Regions from separate parts of the Mus musculus genome. Here region 2 is linked to region 1. Evidence: chromatin loops called from intact Hi-C (ENCODE). Cell type or tissue: left cerebral cortex. All regions are shown on one strand. Each heading gives the region's core, and the rest is flanking DNA. Links, peaks and the distances in the headings are about the cores only.

What was found. Hi-C counts contacts between places; a loop is a spot of excess contacts. Peaks named below come from ENCODE experiments on the same cell type or tissue, not always from the same donor. Only the 100,000 strongest peaks of a DNase experiment are listed, where the experiment ranks them.
Region 2: it touches region 1 in a loop (7-fold over the local background); 1 of 42 quality-filtered maps calls a loop at or near these places.

Annotation. Positions count from the first base shown.
Region 1 is chr15:102,514,878-102,520,251 of GRCm38, reverse strand. Map3k12 (mitogen-activated protein kinase kinase kinase 12) reads left to right here and starts at 3,248. Exons shown (of 16, transcript NM_001163643.1): 1 at 3,248-3,464. It overlaps Tarbp2 (TARBP2, RISC loading complex RNA binding subunit), which reads right to left and starts at 2,060. Exons shown (of 9, transcript NM_009319.3): 1 at 1,650-2,060; 2 at 961-1,130. The coding sequence starts at 1,702. In left cerebral cortex, for the core only: a CTCF peak has its summit at 3,800; DNase peaks (open chromatin) are centred at 1,920, 2,162, 3,123, 3,616 and 1 more place; H3K4me3 peaks cover 4,166 bases; H3K27ac peaks cover 3,649 bases.
Region 2 is chr15:102,584,769-102,590,142 of GRCm38, reverse strand. The region is part of intron 2 of Atf7 (activating transcription factor 7); the gene reads left to right. Among named protein-coding and RNA genes, the nearest start is that of Atf7, 38 kb to the left of the region's middle. In left cerebral cortex, for the core only: no CTCF peak of the experiment used is centred there; DNase peaks (open chromatin) are centred at 2,557 and 2,801; H3K27ac peaks cover 2,746 bases.

The DNA of each region.
Region 1 (5,374 bases), core at 149-5,148:
AGAGCCTTAACTGAGGAATTGCCTACATCAGCCTGGCCTGAGGGCATGTCTGGGGGTGGGTGGGGGGGATGGACTGATAGTTAATTGATGCTGATATGCACAGCCCACTATTGTGGTACCACCCCTAGGCAGGTGGTCCTGAACTGTGTAAGAAATCTAGTAGAGTATAAATAAGCCAGCCAGCCAGCATGGAGTATCTGCCATTGTTCCTGCTGTGCTTCTGTGGCTGTGAAGTGAGTTCCTTAGTCAGAAGTAGCAAGAATCAGATTATTTTCTTTGGTCTTGACTGATAATGTGAGTTTCTTCCTTAGCTTCCCTTAGTCATGAATGTAACCTGAACTGTAAACCTATCAACCCTTTTCCTCCTCTAAACTGCTTTTAGTTTCGGAGCCTTACTACAGCAACAGAAATGGGCCTTGAACACCTCCTCTTTCAGTCAGCTCCCGTAATGAAACTGTGCCAGGCAGGATTTTTGAGCTCCAACACTGGTGGGTTGCGGAGGGATGTTTTGCTCTGTCTTTCTTTCCCCTTTTCTCTTCCCTCGGTAAATAGGAAATAGAGACAACTGAGGGTCTGAAGTCAAAGCTCTGCTCTGCCACTTATTACATGTGAACTGGAGCCTACCATTTAATTTCTCATACTAAGTTCTTCGTGTTCAATGTGAGGCATGAAGGCTAGCAGAGTATGTGCTCCCCCTAATACCCACGAGGAGTTCAATGTCTCATTTACTCTTCCTCTGGGGTGATAAAGTAGCAGATCTCTGTGACATTTCCTGTTCTCGCCAGTGAGTCTCTCGGGTCCCGTCCACCGTCTCACAGCCCTGTTCCAATCCTTCTTTCCCCCTGAAATATCTCCATCCCTCCCTGGCTTTAAAGGAGAGGACTGTGAGGTGATCGCATGATATTAAGCCACGGGCCCTGTGAATGCACACCCCAGCCAGGCTGCCCAGGCCTTCCTCACCAGTGCAGCTGGTGTCGCCAACGGTGACCCGAAAGGTGAAATTAGGTTGATGGGCTTGGCCCTCGGCTTTGAGAAGGTCGTACACGGGCGTCTTTCCTATTCTGGTCCCATACTCCTGAAGAAGGCTGATCGGGGTCTTGCCCGGGTTGGCGGCCAGCATTTGCTCTATGCTGGGAAGGGGCACAGACCAACATCACACTTCCCCTTTCGGCACCCACCTGGCAAATCACTGTCACATTAGACCTAGCCACATTATAGGGTCCATGAATTCCCAGGCAGTATAGCATCCATTGGCTGGGTTAAAAGTTAAGGTGCATGAGGGAAAGCAAGGTCCCAAGGCAAGTGGAGAATGTACTGTTCTCAGTTAAGGCGAGGGATCCTGTGCCGTGGTGCTGGTTGAACGTGCATTTCCCCCGACACAATACAATTCGGGAACCCAGTACCCACCAAATACACTGAACGTCGGGGCATAAAGCCCAGGGCTCTAGTGCAGTCTGGGAATCAAGCCAACCCCAAACTAGAGCTGGAGGCGTTGGCCACAGCCCCAGTGCATGCCGGGAACCTCTGCCCACTACCCCAGTGCTTGCTGGGAACAACCCTCAGGCCAGGTGCATGCTGGGGCCGCGCCGCCGCCCCTCCTCACCACCTCACACTTTTCGTCCTTCAGGAATCCAAGCGAGGCAGCTCACCTGGGCAGCCCGCAGCCTGTAGTAGTGCCGGAGCCCTGATCCTCTTCACTCATTCCCTCCTCCGTCCCCGCGGGCGCCACCGTGACTACAGCCTCCACGCACCCCAGTACACCGCCGAGGAGCTAGGGCCGGGGCCAAGCCCGGAGTCGCGGCCGGTAGGGCCCGCCGCGGGGCATGCTGGGATCTGGAGTCCCCCGCCCACTCGGCTCCTTGTGTCTTCTTATGGATCCGAGCTACCCGCCCCACAACCCTCAGCGAGACTCGCCCGGGCATCTGCACCGCCTTCTGGGAGGAGCAGACCCTCGGCGGAAGCTTCCCAAGCTACTACGAGTGGGTTGGGTTTTTTGTTTTTTTGGTTTTTTTTTTTTCCTAATGTCATTCCCGCCTTCCTCCTTGCGCACCGCCTCCTCCCAAGCCGACACTGTGAGCATGCGTATTAGCTGCGTGTAGGCGGCCAGGGGCGGGGCGGTAAGGTCTGTCTCCCTGAGAGAACTACAGAACCCAGGCGCCAGCGCGTCATTCGGGCGCCGCTGCGGGCTTCGCTGCTTTATTGGCTATACTGAGAGCGACTTCCTGTAGGCGCTTGCAGATTGGTCACTTGGCCCAGAGGGCGGAGACGAGGAAAGGTGTAGCCTTCTCCTTGAGGAAAGGCTGTGATTGGCCGAAGTCCTTTTGCTGCCCCAGAGGGTGTGCCTTACCTGGCCACCCCCACCCCAGAGCTCTGGGGTTTTATAAGTCCGGAGTTCTCCTCAGACCCGGTCTCCCAGGCTGTAGCGTAAGCTTCTCAGCACTCCGTGTCAAAAAACCCGTTGCTTTTCTGTGGCTTGTCCTTCGCCTCTCTTCACTAACTCCACGCAGCCTGACAGGGTTCGTGCCTCTTTAGATCAGCCCTAGTGAACCTCTTTTAACTGTCCCGAGAATCATTAGATGGACCTTCTGTGTTTAGTCTCACCTGAAAGAGCACAGGAATAATTAACGAACTAATATACGCGCAGAGCTTAACGATTACCTTTGGCTCTCCAAAGCCTTGATACCACCAGAGTGAAAGAAATATGGGAAATCTTGTGACCTTGGACAGAAGGAGAAAGTGATACCACGAAAAACGTGATTCAAAGAGTGTTTTTTAAAATGGGTCTAGGATAAGATGTCTTGCTAGAAAGGAATAGGGTTAGAGGTAAGAGGAATCAGTAATGAAAACGAGCGATCGGTCATCCAGGAGCACAGAAGTGGGAAGGGACCTACGGCTGGGTGGATTCCAATTGGGTGAAAATGGAGCAGCGACGAGGGAAGGCCAGCTGGAGATGTCGGTATGACAAGGGACCAGTGCCAGAGCGTTGTGTATACTGATGGACTGCGCTCTCGGGGTGTAGGAAAGAATCTGTAAGACAGGTCACAAGGGGATCCTACAGATTCCGCATGAGGACCAAAGTGGAACTGCCGTAGAACACCTCCAGGAAGGAGCCTGGATCGCGCCGGATGGCAGCCACAGGCTCCTTTAAGAGGCCGGCGACTCCAGCGCAGCATCCCCCGCTCAGGGCGTGTCCGTCCCGGGGGGCCAGGGGCGGGGGCTTTGGAAGGAGCGGGAGTTCAAGTCGAGTGGGGACGGGGCTTCGAGTAGGGGGTGGGGGCTAAAAGCTGGGGCTGACACCCGTACACCTGAGTTCCACACGAGCATCGCCGGTGACAGCTCTCCAGGTCCGGTGGAGGGCAACGGGGGGAGGAGGGAAGGAGGAGGAGGAGGAGGAGGCGGGAGCAGCATCCGGAGCGGAGCTGCAGCAGCGCCGCCTTTTGTGCTGCGGCCGCGGAGCCCCCGAGGTGAGAGCCTGGGCGACTTGTGGGGGTGGGGGGCAGGGATGGGTTCGGGTCTTGGGATCCTGGCGTGGAGGGAGGGTCGGGATACAATTGTGGCGTGGTGGGGGAGGAGGTGACTCGAGGATGCTGAAGCTGTGGTATGAAGGAACTAGAGCCCTGGACCCGACGCCTGGAGATAGGAAGGAACCGGGCGAAGCTGAGGGATGCGGCGGCCCAGCTTGGAGACCAAGAGCCTCCAAAGCTGTGGTGGATTATGCGAGGATGAGGGTGGCTAGGGGAAGACCTAAAGGACAGCGGGCAAGAGCACGTCCTCTCCTCCTCAACCTCAGGACCTAGAAAGGAGGGAGAATTGTGGCCCCCTCCAGGGAAGGGATGGAAGGGCAAGGCCTAATATACCCACCGCCCCCCTCCCCCACTCCTGCACCTAATAGGCTCTACCTGAAAATTAGGCTGCACCTACACCTGCATGCCCTGGCAGGGCCCTCTCCCCCGTCCATCTGTAATCCCTCTAATCTCCAGCTGTGGCATTCCCTACCGTCCAGCTGTTGCACCCCGTCCTCCATTTGGATGTAGTTTTCTCTCTCTTCTGCCTGCTCGTCTCTGGTTTCCTTAACCCATTTCCCTAGTCAGGCGCTTCACAAACCTCCCTTTTTCTCACACACTCACCAAACTCCTTGGCTTACAATCTTGGTAGGCAAGGCTTTGGCTGAGGGTAGAAAGAGAAGAGGGGTGGGTTCCATAAACAGTAGTAGGGCTGCAGGGAGGAGCCTTGCGGCTCTCTGTCTTCTGCCTCTTTGGCCTTCAACCAAAAGAGCATGCACATGAGGTCTCACACACCCCAGGCACCTGGAGCCTCACTCTAAACTCTCTTCTGATTCTCCCAGCCGCCTCGTGGTTTTCAGGCAGAGGGTCATCCCAAGCTTACACCAGTAGCAAGAATTTGGAAAGGAAACAGCCCAAGTTCCCTCTGGGCCTTGCTGTCCAAACATTAGTGTTTACAAGTTCAAGAGTGCTGCCATCTCTCATGGAAAGTTATCTGGGCCCCAAGTTGGGTCTAACCAACTGTTGACTTCCAGGAAGACCCCAAGGTCCAATACTTGCCAAGTCCTAGATCTTTGGTGGATGGAGGTGGAAGATGGAAGGTGTGGCTGGGGTTTCCTAGACTTCTTCACAAGAGCAAAACCCTGTTAAAAGCAGTTACTGCTCTGAGTCTCTGGGAATGGGGGTTAATAATAAAATGATAGAGAACACGAAATTCCAGCACCCACCTCTGCCTTTGCTGCCCATGCCTAGGGAGTAAGAGAATGGGAGGTGGCAGCTTTTCTAGAATCCATTGAAAGGATGCCAGCAGAGGACATGGTGGCTTTAGGAGAGTTTGTCCATTTGCCCTCAGAAAGCCCGGTCATGTGTGAACCAGGATAGGGGCCATGCTGTTCTGGGGCATAGGGAGCTCCAGAGAAGAGCCCTGTTCTTCAGTTTTATCTATTTATTCATGGTATTAGGAATTGACCCCAGGGCCTACATTCTGGGCAAGCTTTCTACCACCAAAGTACACCATTGGGTTGTTTGTTTGTTTGTTTGTTTGTTTATTTGTTTTCAAATTTTTTGAGACAGTGCCACTAAGTTACCTCTCAGGGCTTGAACTTTAAATTCTCCTGTCTCAGCCTCTTAAATAGCTGAGCCTTTGAGGCCTGTGCTGACAGACCTGGCAGGTCGCATTTTTCTTTATTTTCCTTTTTTCTTTTTTTCTCTACCTCCCTTTCTTCCTCATTATTACCTCTTGTCTTGAGGAGGTAAACAAAGGAAGCACAGAGCATGGTGGCTGGTAGAAGCCTCAGCACAGTGGAGGCAGGTGGAGACAAGTGGATCTCTGTGAGTTCAAGGCCAGCCTGTCTACACTACAAGTTTCAGGG
Region 2 (5,374 bases), core at 176-5,175, 70 kb before region 1:
ATAGCCCTAGCTGTCTGGAACTCACATTGTAGTCCAGGCTAGCCTGGAACTCAGAAATCGCCTGTCTCTGCCTCCCGAGTGCTGGGATTAAAGGCGTGTGCCACCACGCCCGGCCTTTGCCTAGCATTCTTGAGTCCCCGGTTTAGGCTGGAGAGATGGTTCAGCATTTAAGAAGATGTATTGCTCTTGCAGAGGACCTGAATTTGATTCCCAGCACCCAAATGGTGACTCACAAGCACCTGTAACTCCAGCTTTGGAGGATCTGACACATTCATATGCACACATGCAAATTAAAACTAAGTCTTAAACCGAACGCTGACACCATTGCATACACTAGCAAGATTTTGCTGAAAGGACCCTGATATAGCTGTCTCTTGTGAGACTATGCCGGGGCCTAGCAAACACAGAAGTGGATGCTCACAGTCAGCTATTGGATGGATCACAGGGCCCCCAATGGAGGAACTAGAGAAAGTACCCAAGGAGCTAAAGGGGTCTGCAACCCTATAGGTGGAACAACAATATGAACTAACCAGTTACCCCCCACCCCCCACCCCGAGCTCGTGTCTCTAGCTGCATATGTATCAGAAGATGGCCTAGTTGGCCATCATTGGAAAGAGAGGCCCCTTGGTCTTGCAAACTTTATATGCCTCAGTATAGGGGAACGCCAGGGCCAAGAAGTGGGAGTGGGTGGGGGGAGGGTATGGGGGACTTTTGGGATAGCATTTGAAATGTAAATGAAGAAAAATACCTAAAAAACAACAACAACAACAACAAAAACCTAAGTCTTAAAAGGGTTGAGAAAAAAAGAGAGAGAGAGACCCTGGTTCAATCCCCAACACTGAAAAAACAAAAACAAACCCAATCTTTCTGTTAAAACATTGGTGGTGGGGCATGTCTTTAATTCCAGCACTTAAAAGGCAGAGGTAGGGGCTGGCAAGATGGCTCAAGAGGTTAAGAACACTGACTGTTCTTCCAAAGGTCCTGAGTTCAAATCCTAGCAACCACATAGTGGCTTACAACCATCTGTAATGAGATCTGACACCCTCTTCCCATGTGTCTGAAGACAGCTACAGTCTACTTACATAGAACAATAAATAAATCTTTAAAAATAAAAAATAAAAAAAAGAGGCAGAGGATCTTTGAGTTCAAGGCCAGACTTGTATTCAGAGCAAGTTTCAGGGCAGTCAGTGCTACATTAAGAAACCCTGTCTCAAAAAAAAAAAAAAAAGTAATTATAACATGGCAAAATGGCTTTGCCTTTGTGTTTTGTTAAAATAGTAAAGAATAATTGGTGCTGAATCTAGAGAGTCTTGTAGGAAAAAAAAACTTAAAGATGGGTCTTAATTGTATTGTTAATCTAAAACTCCTGGGTTCAAGTAATCCTCTTGCCTCAGCCTCCCATGCCAATTGAATGGAAGCAAGTATATATACTTGTTATTATCAGAAATCCTAAATTTGAGATGTTGCTTCATGTGCAGTTAGATTGTCTGTGTGTGTGCATTTGTGTATATGTGCAAATGGAGACAAGAGATGAGCCTTGAATGTCATTCCCCAGGATCCATCATCCATCTTTGTATTTTTTTATTGATAATTACATATAATGTATTTTGATCAGATTTATCCTTTCATTTCCCTTCTCTCCATTTCATACCTTAGGCCCTTCCCTCCTAACTTCAAATGCTTCCCCACCCCTCTCCGAAAGAACTGAGTCTGCGTACTGTTCTCTAGATTCATGGTTATAGGTCCATCTACTAAAGTATGGGTAGCCTTTAAAAACAGATTCTCCCAACCCTGGCAGCCATCAGTTGCCAGTTGTTCCTCGGGTAGGAGTGGAACTTCATGATCCACCTCTCCCATCCATTTTAGAAATTTGGGTGGCTTAATCTTGTGCAGATCTTGAACATGCAGTTGCAGTCACTTTGAGTTTATGTGTTCAACAAACTGACAGAGGATTTCTCACTGGGACCTGGAGCTTACTGATTAAGCTAGACTGGCTAGCTCTCCAGAAAACCCTAGTAATCTACATTTCTCTGACTCCTCAACTTTGGAATTACAAATGAGAGCCACCACACCTAGATTTTCATGTGGGTGCTAGAGATCAAACTCAGATCCTCATTCTTGCATGGCAAGCACTTTACCAATAGACCAATCTCCTCAACTTTTTTTTTTCCTTTTCCATTTTTTATTAGGTATTTAGCTCATTTACATTTCCAATGCTATACCAAAAGTCCCCCATACCCACCCACCCCCACTCCCCTACCCACCCACTCCCCCTTTTTGGCCCTGGCGTTCCCCTGTACTGGGGCATATAAAGTTTGCGTGTCCAATGGGCCTCTCTTTCCAGTGATGGCCGACTAGGCCATCTTTTGATTTCAATTTTTATTACCAAGAAATCAACAGACTCCACACTGCTATGTTATCCTATCAGGAACATATGCTGGCTTGCAGAGCAAATTATGCAGCTTTAAATAGAAAATATGGCTATCATCATCAAGTCTTAAAGTAGAAGCTGGTTATATCTGTTTATTATGTAAGTTGTTTCTGAAGAACAGGACATTTCCTCTGAAGACAGTATTTCATTGTTAACCACTGAGAAGTTTTTGTTGTAACTATGCTTAACAGTCCTGTCATTTAGAGAAATGATTATTTCTTTGTCCAGTGTGACCCCAGGTATTTATTCTCAAGATCTTTTTTTCTCTTAGAGTACACAGACCTCTAGGACCTTCAGTTGTATGAAAAGTTTGAGGTCAGCCTGGGTTAAATGAGACCTCATCTTTAAAAAAAAAAGAGCAACAGCGGCATCCTAGTTGTAGTGGGATTGAGAGCAGCTTCTTGTACCTTCACATCTTGTCATAGTAGGAATAATGTTTATGGTGCTGTAGTTCTGGCTTCACTTGGCGTCTAACCAACCTCCAGAGCTGTTTATTGCTTTGTATCCTTTGCCTCCATGAGCATTAGCCCTTAAATCTCTATTGCTCTGTAATACTTGAGGCAACAGATAACTCCTGTGATTGGTTAAATGCTACAAAGGGATGTTTTATTGTCTATATAACACAAATCTATAGATTATTTCTGTTATCCCAGCTTTCCCATTAAAAGGGCCATACTGGTTCTATGGGACTCTGGATCTTTCATTCTGCCCCTTTGGCAAGTTTCCCTAATATCTGTCATGAGCACAAAAGAAAAGCAAAGAAGAATAACTTGATGTTGATTACTCATTCTTTATGTTAGGGGAGCATCATGAATTGAAAAATGACCAGGAGAGAAATGAGTTAGGTAGGCAAATGCTCTTGTGGTGGTGTATGCATGCTATGTTTGTATGCTAGGACAGGTGAAGGCAATTTTAGACAAACAAATAAGCTTTTCATTCTTACCCCCTGCTAAGATTTTTTTAACTCAAAATTTCATTTAATAATTCATATTTTACTCAATAATTCATTTAGTTCCCATCTGGTAGGGGTGACTGCATGCTGTCAGGCAGCTGAAAATATACTACATGATACACAGTTAGGCCAAATGTTAGCCTTATTTTTGTAAAATGTTGATTTTGCAATAATTTCCAGTCCACTTTTGAGAATTCTGTAGTTGTATGTAACCTGTGATGGAACTGGTCTACAAGTATGTATTAACACAGAATTGGGATTAGGTTTAAAAATGCTCAGAGGCGTTAAGGACTAAGAATTAACTGGTTTCTTAAAGTCAAATCTGATCTCTTGATGCTCTTCCTAAACACATGTTACTGGGTTATTTTAGCTCTTTGTGTTATATATTGTGCTATTATTAAAAGCATATAATACATTAAAGCGTCCTTGCTTTAGCCTGTTCCCTCCATCCCCACCAAACAAACAAAAATTAAATGATGCTGTATGAATATAGTTGGAGCTATAATTAGGAAATTAAACTGAAAATTTTTCATTCATTAACTCTTGTTTTTCCTGCATACAACTGAGTATTTAAAAAGAAATGGGAGTGTTGGAATTTTTGTCAGAGCATTCGTGTTACAAATAAAATAAGATCCTGTATCTTTGTATTTCAATAATTCTTCCTAAGCCTAAACTCCTCCTCACACCCATCTATCTTACTATTTACTTATTTCTTTAATACTTTTTAATCAAACTGATGACTTTATAAAGCGCCTGGATCTCACAGTCTCTTCTTTCACTTAACTCACTTTGCCACCATTGCTAAACCACATATTGCTAGAGTTTTAACTGGTTGGATGCTATCACTGTGTAGAACTCATCATTCTTTAATCAAATAATCTTTCAGCCAATTCAGCATATTAAAAAAGAAAAGCCTGGTGTTCTCGCTCTCTCTAGTTAATGCGTTTCTTTAATGCGTATTGACTTGCTCAGCAGTCACATTCTGTCTGAAGTCCTTGTTAAGGCCTCTCTGTATGTGGATTCATAACACATCTGTGTGTACATCAACAGTGCGGTATAAATAATAATAAGTAATCACCAGATGGCCTGTAACTGCTCCTCTGGACCCTCTGGGTCTCTTGAAGCTGTTAGTAAAGTCTTCTGGCATTTTGCTGGTGAAAATTTGTCATAGATTTATTTCTAAAAAAATTCAAACTCACAACTGGGTGTTTAGGACTCGATGTTGCTGTCTGTGTTGTAAATATTTAACAGGCTGTGCACAATGGCAAGTAAAGGCCATTATGTACAGTGCACAGCACACACAGCGGCTCTGAAGCTTCTCTTCCTCCCAGCTATGTGAAGAGGAAAAGAAATGTCAATAAACTGCATTATGACCAAATGTGAGGTGCTTTCTGGAAGATTTTTCTTAAGAAAGAAAATGTCAACATTCTGCTCACAGGATTGTAATCAGGCTGAATTAAGCTTTTCAGCGGGTAACTTCAATAGCATACTATGTATTTATAAATTGAACTTCTGATATTTTGAGAAAAGCTCCTTCAGAAGTACTTTGGTTAAATCCTGGGTTTGAGCTTAGTTGAGATTTTAGCAAATAACAAACCTTTTTAAATGAGTTACAATGACCGGTATTAGAAATGTAACTCAGTTTCAGGCCTTAAACTTAAGACATTTATTGTTTTCCTAATATTATTTATAAAACAAACATCTTTATTTTTGTTCTCATTTCATAAATTTTTATGGAAAGGGTTTGTATTTTGTTGGGGGAAATTCTGTCCTGTTTTTTCATAGCATTTCACTCTTACTGGTCCCTTTGCTTCTGTACCTGTTACAGGACTCAGCACAGTTATGCACATTTACGAAATAAAATGGGCTTCATTACTACTACGTTTATGGTTCCCTTTTTCTTTGTTTGCTATAGATAATCAAAACATTTTTCACCAAAAATTGAGTATCTTCCCTTTCAAGCCTCATTTTCTTTCCTCTTTTAATTGTTG